Linked DNA regions of Mus musculus: region 1 is linked to region 2. The links are chromatin loops, found by intact Hi-C in ENCODE. Cell type or tissue: left cerebral cortex. All regions are shown on one strand. Links, peaks and the distances in the headings refer to the core of each region. The heading gives the core; the rest is flanking DNA.

Evidence for each region. A loop is a pair of places that touch in the nucleus more often than their neighbours do. Peaks named below come from ENCODE experiments on the same cell type or tissue, not always from the same donor. Only the 100,000 strongest peaks of a DNase experiment are listed, where the experiment ranks them.
Region 1: a loop joins it to region 2, with 2.1 times the contacts of the local background. A loop is called at or near these places in 3 of 42 quality-filtered maps.

Annotation. Positions count from the first base shown.
Region 1 is chr8:116,549,627-116,556,422 of GRCm38, forward strand. No RefSeq gene overlaps it. Among named protein-coding and RNA genes, the nearest start is that of Gm39258, 24 kb to the left of the region's middle. In left cerebral cortex, for the core only: no CTCF peak of the experiment used is centred there; a DNase peak (open chromatin) is centred at 2,810.
Region 2 is chr8:116,501,882-116,508,677 of GRCm38, forward strand. Dynlrb2 (dynein light chain roadblock-type 2) reads left to right here and starts at 3,134. Exons shown (of 4, transcript NM_029297.1): 1 at 3,134-3,168; 2 at 5,621-5,696. The coding sequence starts at 3,166. It also overlaps the pseudogene Gm9058. In left cerebral cortex, for the core only: a CTCF peak has its summit at 2,980; DNase peaks (open chromatin) are centred at 2,312 and 3,052; H3K4me3 peaks cover 777 bases; H3K27ac peaks cover 529 bases.

The DNA of each region.
Region 1 (6,796 bases), core at 651-5,650, 48 kb after region 2:
TCTTGGTCTGGTTCCACACCTTGTGATCAGGGATCCTTGGGAGGTATCCCAGGATTCTGGCATCTCCAACAGCTTGGCATTTCCAAAGCATTTAACCTTCACAGCTTCACATAATGGCCTCTCCAGGCCCCCATGCAGGAGCTCCCCTGCCACACACCCGGCCTAAGTAGCTTTCTTTAGCCATGGAGGGAGATTACGCAACCACTTTTCTTCTATCTAAAGCCAGAACTATGAGGCTGAAGCTGCCAAGTTCAGCTACTTGCTGAGATTAGAACTCGATCCATCCCCTCACTCAAATGCATTTTCGTCAGCTTTCTGATTTTGATGGTTTCCTTCCCTGATTAAGCTTTTCTTTAGCTCCTTCCCAAACATTGGAAACTTAGAAGCTGAAGGAAGTCTTGCCCAGAGGTCACCACTCCCTTTATTCCACTTAGCATCAGGATTCTCTTTAAACTTCCACTTCCTGCTGTTCTTTTTCTCCCCAAAGTGTACATTTTTGTATTTTGCCTTGCACAGTTTGCTCCTTTCCCTTATTGATCTGCTTAAGAGTGATTACTAATAACCACATGACAGAGTCAATACTAGGCTGCCTTGAAATCTTCTCTGCCAAAGCCATTAATCCAAAACTCTTTAATTTACCTCAGACTTTTTTTTTTTTTTTTTTTTTTTTTTTGGACAAGGGCGAAAAGCAGCCACATTCTTTGCCAGAATATTACAAGAATGGTCTCTAGGCCACATCTTAATATTCTTCCCCTCTGAAACTTCTTGAGCTAGGTTCCCAAAGTTCAAATCACCCTTAGCCTTGTTGTCCATACTCCTATTAGGATGGCCCACTAAACCCTGCTTAAAGAATATAGCTGCTTTTCTATTCCAAACTTTCCTCTTCCTCCAGCCAATGTCATGGTCAGGCCTGTCCCAAGAATACCGAAATCCTGCACATCAATTTCTCTTAGGATCCTATGGGGGCCATTGTTATTTAAACCACCACACAGTGGAAAGGGTTTAACTGGCTTACCGATTATAGTCCATCATCAAGAGAACCCAAGGCAGGAACTGAAGGCGGAAACTGAATCAAAGACCACGGGCAGCTCTGCGTACTGGTTTCCTCTCCATGGAGTACTCCTTCTGTTTTCTTTTACAACCTAGGCCCACATGTCCAAGGGCATTTCCCACAATGGGCTACTCCCTTACACATTATACTGGCTAGTTTTGTGTCAACTTGACAGGGCTGGAGTTATCACAGAGAAAGGAGCTTCAGTTGAGGAGTGTGCACACTTTGAAAGCATGAGATCTGAGTTCGATCCCCAGTGACCAAGAAGAATTAAAACAACCAAAAGGTTGAACAGGGAGGGTGATTGCTCAACTGAGCCTGCCACACAGGTTCAAGAACCTGAATTTGAATCCTCAATATCATGTTTAAGCCAAGTCATGTGTAACCTTGGCACTTAGAGAAAGAGACCAGCAGATCTCTGGATTTTGCTAGACAGCCAGCCTAACCAATTGGTGAGCTTTAGATTCAAGGAGAGCTCTTGACTCAAGAAATAAAGAAATTAAGAAATAAACTCAGAGAGCGAAGAAACCTGACATTAACTTTGGGCCTCCCCATTCCTATGCACAAGTACCCGCATGTACCCATACACAGATTCTCAAACTTGTATGTGCCCATGAAATTGTGTTATATATATATATATATATATATATATATATATATATATATATATATACATATATATATATATATATATATATGTATATATGTATGTGTGTGTGTGTGTGATAATATCAAGTTTTACATTAACAGGTAGAGCTAAAACAAACAAATATATTTGGAAAATTGAGTAATGGACAGGAAGGGTGGGAAAAAGAGGATGAAATATTGGATGGAACTGAGAGTAGATCAGGAAGAGGAGGCTGAAAGGACTTAGCACAGTGTTGTAAAAGGGTGGGGACTGAAAGGAAAGCCAGGCAGGTGGGCTTCAGAGAATATGGTCCCTGACTGGTTGCAAGCAAAAGATGCTTTTAAAACTGTGCTTTCTTAATTTCTCAACTTGATTTGCAATGTGTCAGCAACTCTAAAGGATTCACATGATGCTAAACTCATGACTTTGCCCATCCAATTGCTTGTCCCAATCTATACTGGAAAGAATATAAGGAGTGGTGTGTGTGTGTGTGTGTGTGTGTGTGTGTGTGTGTGTGTCTGTGTGTGTGTGTGTCTGTCTGTGTGTGTATGTGTGTGTGTGTGTCTGTGTGTGTGTCTGTCTGTGTGTGCATGTGTGTGTGTATGTATGTGTATGTGTGTGTGTATGTGTGTGTGAGTGTGTGTGTATGTGTGTGTGTGTATGTGTGTGTGAGTGTGTGTGTGTGAGTGTGTGTGTGTATGTATATGTGTGTATGTGTGTGTGAGTGTGTGTAGCGTGTGTGTGAGTGTGTGTGTGTGTGTAGGTGCACATGTGATGCAGATATACATGTGCATATGATCCTCTCCGTGTGGATGTAGAGACTGATAGACAACTCTAGTGCCAAAAGGAATTCTGTTCACCCCCTAAGGGACACAGTCTCACTGACCTGGAGTTCACCAATTACACTGGACTAGCTCTTCAGAGGCCGTCCTGTCTCTGCCTCCCTAGCACTGGGGTTACAGATGTGCCATGGCCCACATTTTCACATGGCTTGAGAGGACTGAACACAGGTCTTAGCATTTTCAAGACTAAGTCATACTCTAGCCTGGGGACAAGGTGCCAAGATGGCAGTGGGCAGATAAGATGTTCTTGAGAGAAAGAGCCCAGAGTGCGTGGATCTCAGCCGAGTGACTCAGCAGCCCTGGTTAGCAGTTGTTACTCACCAGGAAATTGCACGTGTCTGGAAATTTGGTGACATCTGCCGTTTCGGTCTTAATCAGGCTGGCTTTAGCATTTACTTTCCTGGCACAAAACTGTTTCTTGATATTTTAAAAAGCTATTTAAAAAACAAAAACAAAAACAAAAACGAAAAGGAAATACCACTGTGAAGCCTTTACCCTGGATCACACTATAGCCACATTTTTAAAATCTCACAACTTGGACATTTCCTTTGTAGTTTGGTATATAGCCACACTAAAAAAAAAGAAAAGAAAAAAAGAAAAGACTGGGTCAAGTAAAAAATAAAACTAACAAAGCAAAGGAAGACTGGGACAGAAGCCAAGAAAACAAGGAGGTGAGCTGTAGCCAGGTAGATGTTTCCCTCTCTCTCCTCCATGCCCAGCCCTTCTGCGTACCAGGGCTCACACAGGCAGTCCAGTTCTTTGGGCCGCTCTAGTTTTGTCATTAACAATAGGGAGACGTGAACCAGGAAGTACTTGGTGGCTGCTTGGCTTGTCCTAGTCATTCTGAGACAGCCATGCTCTGCCTGTCATCATAAGCCCTCTTGTACAGCTAGCCCTTACTCCTTATGCATGGATCTCATACCAGGACCAATCAGATCAGTAAACTCCTTTCCTTTGAGTTCAAGTCTCCAGCCCCAACACAACTCTACCTAACTGCCAGGACTGGAGCACCACTCCAGCTAGCTTTGATTGTCAACTTGGCACAGACTGGAGTCATCTGCCTAGATCAGATTGGCCTGGAAGGGACAGAACTGTCTTGATAACTGGTGCAGGAGAACCAGTTCCTGTGGGCACCACCATTCCCTAGGCAGGTGGTCCTGGGTTCTTTATGGAACTGGCTGAGTAGGAGCTGAAAGACTGAGCCAGAAACAGACTTCCTCTGTGGTCTCTCCTTCAAGCTCCTGTTTGAGGTCCTGGCCTGATGTCTCTCAATGACGACTTGTAATCCAGAATAAAAAAAAATTCACCCTCCAAATTTCTTTTGTTCTGAGTGTTTTATCACAGCAAGAGAAAGGAATACAGAATAGACACCATTGCAGCTCTCAAATAAATATGTCTACCTTCTCCCTCCTTCCTCTCTTAGATGACCTGTGACATGGCGCAATGGTTCAAAGCTGTGATCCAAGTATCCCCAGGGCTCCTACGACCCTCCCAGGGGCCCTGCTACTCTGAGCCATTCTCACATCAATGATGTTAAGACACTATTTTTTCTCACTTTAACATTCCTGCATATCTCATAGAATATTCCAGAAACTGTGTGAGATGAGCTATCACAACAGACTGAATATAGAAACAGACAGAAAAATAGATTAAACTAGACATTAGAGAGATTTGAATAAAATGTAAAAGGATGGTACTCTTTATTTTTATCTAAATCAGATTATTTTCATAAAACATTCATATTAACACTTAACAGGCTTATTGTTATCAGTAGTGACCCAATATAATATCTCAATTTAATTTCTAACATGTTAAGTATTAGTAGACTATATATTATAGTCTATGTATGTTATATGCATAATATATGTAATATATAATGTATAGTGTATATACTATATATAATATATTATATATAATGATTGTATATTATAATATACAGCTATTATATAGTCATATATATTCATTTATATATATGTATACACACACACACACACACACACATATATATATATATATATATATATATATATATATATATATATATATATATATGTTAGATATCTTTGGCATCATTAGCCATCTCTCTCACAAATATTTCATTGCATAGTTAAAACCCCTGATAGTTTTAGAAGGTATAACCATAAGGATTATATAAGAATTAATAGTTCATTCGCATCATGAAGTAGTCAGTGGTAGGATATGTCAGACTGTCCCAACTGTTTGCTTGAAATGGGATTTGAAGGAGACTGCCTGTGAAAACTAATGACAGGCATGTCCCTTGGTGTCGTCCTCCCACGGATTTTTTCCTTTGAAGTTGATTGGATAAAGCACTACAGTGTTTACAGGTGTCTCTTTACAGCAAGAGAACATCGACTAAGACAGAAGTTGGTGCCAGGAAGCAGGCTACTGCCATGACAGGCCTCATCATGCTTCTAATTGGTGGAATGTGGGCTTTGGATTAGAAAAGTTGTTTCTAATCCTCTCCCAGGACTTCATGGAACATACTAGTAAGACCATGGAAGACACTGGTGCTGAGAACAATGGAGGCTATGACAGCTCAGTTCAAGAGGTTTCCAGAGGAGAAGAATGAACGAATTGCTTAAAGACCACTCTTGTTATATTTTAGTAAAGACTGTGGTTTCTTTCTGCCCTTGTCCACAATAACTGCCTGAGGCTAAATTGAATTATTATTACTATTACTATTATTATTATTATTATTATTATTATTATTATTATTATTTATTATTGGCAGAGAAGATTTCAAGACAGCCTAGTATTGACTCTGTTGTGTGGTTATTGCATCCACTCTTATGTAGATCTATAAGGAAAAGGAGCGAGCTGAGCCAGGCCAAATACAAAACGTACAGTGTGACGGGAAAAGGAGCACCGGTAAATGAAATGGAGCTAAGTCCAGTGTTCAAGGAAATAAACGGTTTAAAGAAAGTCTGGATGCTAAGTGGATAAAAGGAAATGGTGAGCTCTGGGCAAGACTCCACCCAGCCAAGCTTCCAATTCATGGAAAGGAATTAAATAAAAGCTTAAGGGGCGAAGGAAACCATGAGAAACAGAAAGCTGATGAAAACATATTTGAATGAGGGGTCAAGCTCCAGTCCCAGCAAGCACTGAACTTGGCAGCTTCAGCCGCATGGTTCTGGCTACAGAGTCAAGGATACAAGGGGTTGTGGAATCTCCATCCACAGCTAAGAAAAGTCACTGAGGCCAGGCCTGTGTCCAGGGCATTGCTGCATGTAAGTCCATAGGGACCATTGTGTGAAGGCATGAAAGCATAGCATGGATTTCATTGGTGACTCTAAGATATTGGAGATGCCAGAGCTACAGAATACCTGCGGAGGAGATCTGCTAACAGGGTGTAGAAACAAGACAAGGCAGAAAAAATGTGTGGCAGTCAGTAAATCTGTAAGAAATAAGAAATGTTAAAAGCACATTAACAGTGGACATGGAGATGGACAATGAGGAGTTTGTCCTACTGGGTTTTTTTTGGTCTTGCTTTCTTCCAGTAATTCCTTGCCGTACAACTTTTCTCCCTTTTGGAATGGTGATGTATATGCTGCATCATTGTATATTAGAAATATGTGATCTGCACTTTTTTATATTTATTTTATAGGGGTTACAGTTAAGGGATTCTTTGAGTCTCAGAAGAGACTTTGAACTTGTAAACAATGTTGAGATTGTGATAAACTGCGGGGACTTTTGAAGCTAGACTGAATGTATTCTTTTTTCCATTATGATATGTTTACAAGCCTATGGGGCACAGGAAGTAAAATGTCATGGTTTGAATAAAAACTGTCTCCCACAGGATCATATATGTGAGTGTTTAGAGAGTTGCACTATTGTGGCCTTGTTGGAGGAAGTATGTCAATGAAGGTGGGCTTTGAGGTTTTCAAAAGCCCAAGCCAGGCTCCCTTCTTGTTCCATACAGGATCTAGTTATCTCAGTTACCTCTCCAGCACCATGTCTGCTTGTGAGCTGCCATATCCTGTCACGCTGATAACAGATTAAACCTCTGAAATGTAAGCAAGACTCAATTAGTTACTTTATAAGAGTTGCTGGGTATAGTCATCTAGGTTGACATCTGTGGTGTTTTTTGTTTTGTTTTGTTTTTTCTTAGAGGTTGCAAGATATCTGTCCAGGTCCTTCTAGCTTTTAGAGTCTCTGTTGAAAAGTCAGGTATAATTCTAATAGGTCTGCCTTTGTATGTTACCTGGCTCTTTTCCCTTGCTGCTTTTAATAGTTTTTCTTTGTTGTGTAGATTTT
Region 2 (6,796 bases), core at 606-5,605:
GACTCAAGGAACTAAAATTGCCTCTGATGGCCTCAAGGGTAGTGTGTTTGAAGTGAGCCTTGCCGATCTACAGAATGATGAAGTTGCATTTAGAAAATTCAAGCTAATCACTGAGGACGTTCAGGGCAAAAACTGTCTGACTAACTTCCATGGTATGGATCTTACCCGGGACAAAATGTGCTCCATGGTCAAGAAGTGGCAGACCATGATTGAAGCTCACATTGATGTCAAGACGACCGATGGGTATTTGCTCTGACTTTTCTGTGTTGGATTCGCTAAGAAACACAACAACCAGATAAGAAAGACATCCTATGCGCAGCACCAGCAAGTCCGCCAGATCCGGAAGAAGATGATGGAAATCATGACCCGAGTGGTGCAGACCAATGACTTGAAGGAAGTAGTTAATAAACTGATTCCAGACAGCATTGGGAAAGACATAGAAAAGGCTTGCCAGTCCATTTATCCTCTTCATGATGTCTTTGTTAGAAAAGTAAAAATGCTGAAGAAACCCAAGTTTGAATTGGGCAATCTCATGGAGCTGCATGGGGAAGGCGGCAGCTCTGGCAAAGCAGCTGGAGACGAGACGGGCGCTAAGGTTGAGCGAGCTGACGGATATGAACCGCCAGTCCAAGAATCAGATCAGTGTAAAATCCAGATTTTTAATAGTGACAAATAAAAAGTCCTATTTGTGGGAAAAAAAAAAGGAAAGGAATTCTGAACTATGCACCAAGGGGGGGGGGGGACGACTCATAAAAGAATTGGCAACAAACAGGAAAAATGCAAGGATCAAAGATTAATTCAAAATTAAACACTCCATGAATATGAGGTGTCTTGCTGTTGTTGATGGAGTTGTGTTTTGCAAACTAACAGCAGCTCTGGCTCTGAACATACATCAGGGGCACTCAACTTGTGTATGCCCTCACCGTGTAAAGTCAACAAACAATGTCTAAAACACCCCAAACACCCTCCCTCAAACTGAAGGCTAAGAGTTGCATTGGTGGTTTTTACAAGGAGTTTTCTATTCTTATAGAAACTAATATTTAATTATAAACAACAACAGCAACAAAGATTCCTAATAGTTTCCTACCTCCACTCCTCAGTATGTAAGAATCAAATTAGTGATTCTTTGAATTGGCTTAAGTTAGACAGACAAGCACTTCCTATCCATTATCATGCAAATTGTTTTTCTCTTTAATGAGTGGTAGGATTTTATGTAGGCCAAAGGATTGTGTTCAAATAAATTTCTTTATAATTTATTATCAGTAAATGTTTGATATCTATACCTACTTTTATAAACACAAGACCACATATAATTTTATCTGGGAAGGCTGGATAGGTGACTCAGAGGTAAGAGCACTGGTTGCTCTTGCAGAGGACCTGGCTTCAATTGACAGCACTCATATGGCAGGTTGCAACTGTTTGTAATTCAAGTTCCAGGGGATCCAACATCTTCTGGCCTCTGGGGTCAACACACACACACACCACACACAAACACACACACACACACACAGTGCATGGGCATACATGTAGGCAAAGCACCTATACACATAAAATGAATAATAAATTTGTCGGGGGTGGGAGAAATGGGTTGTAACTGGATAAAGCTTAAGATGCCCTAAAGTAGAGTACTATAATAGGAAAATCTCACAAGGAAAATGAACACAAGATATAAAAAGTGCAGTCCAACTCAATGGTTGCCAAAAGAGTGCCAAAGCTACATAGAAAAGTAAATAAGATACCAAGGGGAAACTCAAGGTCACAGCATTACTGCGATTCTATCAGAATGGAGACAGTCAACAAACAAGAGAGACCCCCTCTTGTTGGGAAGGAAGTTCTGGTTTTTGACAGTTAAGGGCAAGGAAGAGTAAAATATGCCTACGGTTTGGTTTTTCCAAGTGCTTGCAAGTTTTAGTAACTAACACTTTCAGTGGAGTTGAAGGTTATTTAGCACTTAGCATGAATTTAAAGGAAGGGGGAGAGTTGGGAGGTGGTGGAAGGGGTGGAAAGAATTCCCAGTACCTAGGACGGGGCCCGAGAACATGTTGGATTCCTTCAAGGCGCTTTATAAAGCACCACCTTGGATATCCATCATAGTCCCACCCCAAAGAGAAGGCATCAAAATTAAACCAAGCTACCTCCGAGAAATCATTGGAGGGAAAGGTCGATGAGGAGAAAGTGGCTCCCGTTCTCCCCCATTGATTCCCTATGCGCAGAATCAGACTTTACTGCTGGTTGGAAGTCACTTTGGCCACTTCTCTCTGAGCTGTTGTTCTCCTGCCAGAGCTGCTCCTGCTGGAATCCTGCTTGCCTCCCATCACAGCTGTGGATAAAGGCTTCCTCCTCTTCCTTCTTTCTTCCTTCCTCCCTCTTTCTCTTCTGCTTTTTCTTACTTTCCCTCCTCTATCGCTCCCTCCCTTTCTCTCCCTCTCCCTCTCCCCCTCCCCCCTCTCTCATTCTCTCCCCCTGCTGAGTGTGGATCTAACTAGATTCTTCAAGCTCCTGCCTTGCCTTCCCACAATGATTGCGACCTGGAATTGTAAGCTAGACGGAACCCTTTCTCCTCGAAGTTGCTCTTTGTTTGTTTGTTTGTTTGTTTATCACAGCAGCAGAACAAACCCTTTCTAGATCGGCTCAGCTCTAGTACCAAATTCTCAGAGATAAAGTGAAATCGGTTGGTTTTAGGACATGAGCACCTTCCCTGCGTGCTACCATATCCACAGTGTGTTATTGTTTCCCACATGGATAGTTCTATATCTCAGGATGGTATTATTGGCACCCATGTGTGTATCATATATCTCACGTGGGGGCGGTCAAGTGGCTACCTACACTTGCCTGACTCAGGGACAAGTGCCGGCCACATCTCCAGAAAGCATGAAAAAGAAGAAAAGTTAAACCCAGGAGAGACTGTATCCTGCCACGACCCCATCGCCTTGAGGTTCCTGGGAAGGAACGTCCGTGCCTGCCTTCTTTTGCTAGGCTGCAAAGCAACCTGCCACATGCAGGGCGGAAAAGCCGGCTTCAGAAACAGCCTAACCGTTGCGCAGGCGCAGCCCATAGCTTTCAGAAAGCCACTTCCTGCCTGGTTGCCTAGCAACGGGGGAAGCGTTGTTGACATCCACAGAAACTGCAACTCAGACTTGAGCCAGGAGCTGTCCCACAGGCGCGATGGTAAATCTGAGTTCTTGTCTAGAAGGGTAGAGGGGGAGACTCATGTGCACAGCTGTCCTGGGAGGGTCTCACCATTTACTGGATGACAGCTGGAAAGGGCGCTATTGAAAAAACGGGAGGTGTTGAGATGAATCTGGGAGCCAGAAAAGTTTGCAAAGAGCTATGACAGAGGTGGAGAAAGAAAGAAAGATCCCAAGCTGAGAAAGAAGGAGACCAGGAGAACAAAAAAATGGGAAGGGGGCTGGGAGATGAGTAAGAGACAAAGAGGGAAGAAATAAAAACTAGGAGGGGGGGCGAGGAATGGAGAGAGAACGCGGGGAGGAAGGTGGGATGCTACCCCAACCTCGCCTGCACAGAAAAGGAAGGAGAGAGAAGAGAGAAAAAAAAAGGAAAGGGAAAAAGAAAGGCAAAGGGGAAGAGAAGAGAAGGAAGGGGATGGGAGAGAAAGAAACGAAGGAAAAGGGTTGGAGAAAAGGGAAAGGGAGAGGAGGAGGAGGGAAGGAGAGTGAAGGGGAGAGGAGGAGAGGCACAGGAGTGGCCTGGGGACACAGGAGGTTGCAATAGGGGTCTGGGAGTCAGAAGAGAACCACCTTGGAGGAGAGGAAAGGTGAGGAGCAGAGAGCTGAGAGGAGCAGTGGAGGAAGGGAGGAGAGGTCCGTGACTTTGAGGAGCCCCTAAGGCGATCAGAACTGGGCTGGTTTGTGAGTATTCTGTGCCAGACATAAGGAGACCAAGAAATGCCAAGTGTCAGAGAGATACCCCAAGAAAAAAATGTCTACATTTACTGGGGTTTGCGTTTTCTTGGTTGGTCGGTTGGGTTGGTTTGTTTGTTGTTTGGTTTTGGTGTTTGGTTTGGTTTGGTTTTGGTTTTGTCCCAGGCTGTGTATGAGACAAAACAAGTCCCTGGCACTATCAGATTCTTGCTATTACTGTCACTGGCGATGTCTCCTTTTCCTTTCCAGAGGACACCTCAGGCTCAGAGCTTTCGTGTTACTGAAATGTAAACATATGCTCTCTTCCTTTGTTTTCACAGTCCTCTTTATTTGTGACAGCCCGTTTGTGACCTGGGGTGGCCTCTGCAGATGCATTTCTCCAAGCTTTGGGCCATGGTGTAGTTTAAAGAACATGCTAAATTAAATGTTACCAGTGTCCACCATGAGGAAAGCCACTAATCCAGCCTGACATTTCCTCAAAAGACACCTGCCCTGGTGGTGGGAAAAACGAGAAAAGTGCTTGCTCACCTCCACAATGGGTGCAGAAGGAAGCCTGTCTCTGACTGAAGTAACGTAGTGTTCACTTGTGAGATGTTGGGAAAGAAAACAATAGAATAGATTCTCATCACAAAACTGCCTGGCTAAGTGGAGCACGGTAATGCCTGCCTGGAGTCCCAGCACTCAGGAGGCTGAGGCAGGAGGACTGCTGCAAGTTCAAGACCAGGCTGAGCTATATACTGTGAAATCCTATCTCAAAAAAAAAAAAATCCAAAAAAAATGCATATGAGGCTGTGGAGAAAGCTCAGTGGTTAAAAGCATTAGGTTCTCTTGCAGAGGACCCAGGTTCAAGCCTCAGCAACCCCTGATATCTCACAGCTGTCTGTAACTTTATGTCTAAGTGATCTGACACCCTCTTCTGGCCTCCACTGGCCCTACGCATGCACATGGTGCTCAGACATACGTGCAGACAAGCATCCATCCCTATAAAATAATAAACTATATTTTTACAAGAAGTGTAAATAGTCGCAATGTGCTGTTGGGAATAAGACAGCACAGGGAACCGAGTGGTTTTAGTCTCAGCCAGCTCAAAAAGGTAAGCGTAAAACCCAGATGCGAGTCCCTAATGCAGACACCCATAGCCGAACATTCCGCTTCAACCAAGACACAGCCAGGGTGCTCCGGCATCCTGCAATACAATGCTTGCACAGAATTGCCCTTTGTAAGCTTGGTCACCAGAATGAACCCCCAATGGGGGAAACAGAAGTAACTAAGGAGTCTCAGAAAGGGCAGCTTATGGACACTCTCGGAGGATATAGTGATGATCTATAAATATTTAAAAGCCATGACATACGAAAGAAGTGTTTTGTAAGTATGGAAGTGGGAGCTGCTGAATGATGGCCCATGGTAGCTTTCTGGGCAATGTAAAAGCAAGCAAATAAATAAACACTACCCTTCTAGCAAATCAGAACACATAAGCTTTGAGGATCCCTTGTGAGGCTCTCTTGTCTTCATTGGGGCTGAAGCCTGGCAATCTACCTAGGTCACGTGCAAGATGGGGCTTCCTACACAGTCCCCATAAGAGACCTAACAGTTCCAAGCTTACCTTTTAAACTCCGAGCATATCGTCTCCATCTCTCAGTTAAAGAAATAGGGGACCAGGTATGTGCCTAGATAGTCGCTGTAGAGCAGATGTAACCATGGATACCCTTCCGGTTAATGGTAGCCCCGATCTCTTGCAGACAGAAGTGGAGGAAACCCTCAAGAGAATCCAGAGTCACAAAGGGGTCATCGGAACGATGGTGGTCAATGCAGAAGGTAACTCTTGCCCCAGGCTGACTGGGCTCTGCACACAGAGGCGGTCCGTTTATTGTGTCCAGAGTGAAGGCATTTACATCAGATTCTGGACTTAAAACCATGTTTTGTCTGTGTCAGCTTTAGCAGTTACTTACTCATCAGACATCTATTGCATACCTACCACACACCAATCATTTATCTAAGAGCCAGGCCACGCATTGTTTACGATACACACACACACACACACACACACACACACACACACACACACACAAACAAACACTACACTACACTGCATCTTCTTCAGAAACTCTGGTAATTTTTTTTTTGTTTTGTTTTGTTTTTTGTTTTTTCGAGACAGGGTTTCTCTGTATAGCTCTGGCTGTCCTGGAACTCACTTTGTAGACCAGGCTGGCCTCAAACTCAGAAATCTGCCTGCCTCTGCCTCCCAAGTGCTGGGATTAAAGGCATGCACCACCACGCCCAGCTGAAACTCTGGTAATTAACATCACTTTGGGAGGGCCAACAAAGCTCTCCTATTGAAGAGAAGGGGAAATTACATGATTGGTAGTTTGGTTTTGGCCTAAGGCTATAAAGGCCTTACAGAGCTTCAACCTTCATTTTAAATTAACAGTTTCCTTTATCATAGTTAGTGAAGAAGATTTTAAACCCTTTAAAATCTATTTTAGTAATGATTTTAATTTATTATTTGAAAAGTTCATAAGTGAATATAATGTTTCTTGGTCATCTCTCTTCCCTATCACCCCACCCCCCACCCCACTCACCCCCCTACGTCTTCCCAGGACCCTCCAACACAAGAATTCACTTCATAGAGTTTCAGGAATAGTCTTGTAACTAATGGGCAGGAAGGAACAATACATTGCCAGCTCTGAACTGTGGATACTGGCCCGGGGCTCGCACTGTCTCTGGACCGTTCACATCTGCGTAGTGAGCCCACAAGGCAGATCAGTAGGTAAAGGTGTTTGCTGATAGGACCAAAGACCTGAGTTGTATCACCAGCAGCCAAGTGCTAGAAAGAGATCACTGGATAACTGACTCCAACAACTTGTCCTGACTTCCGCATATGAATATGCACAGGTGTGGATGCACACAGGCACTCA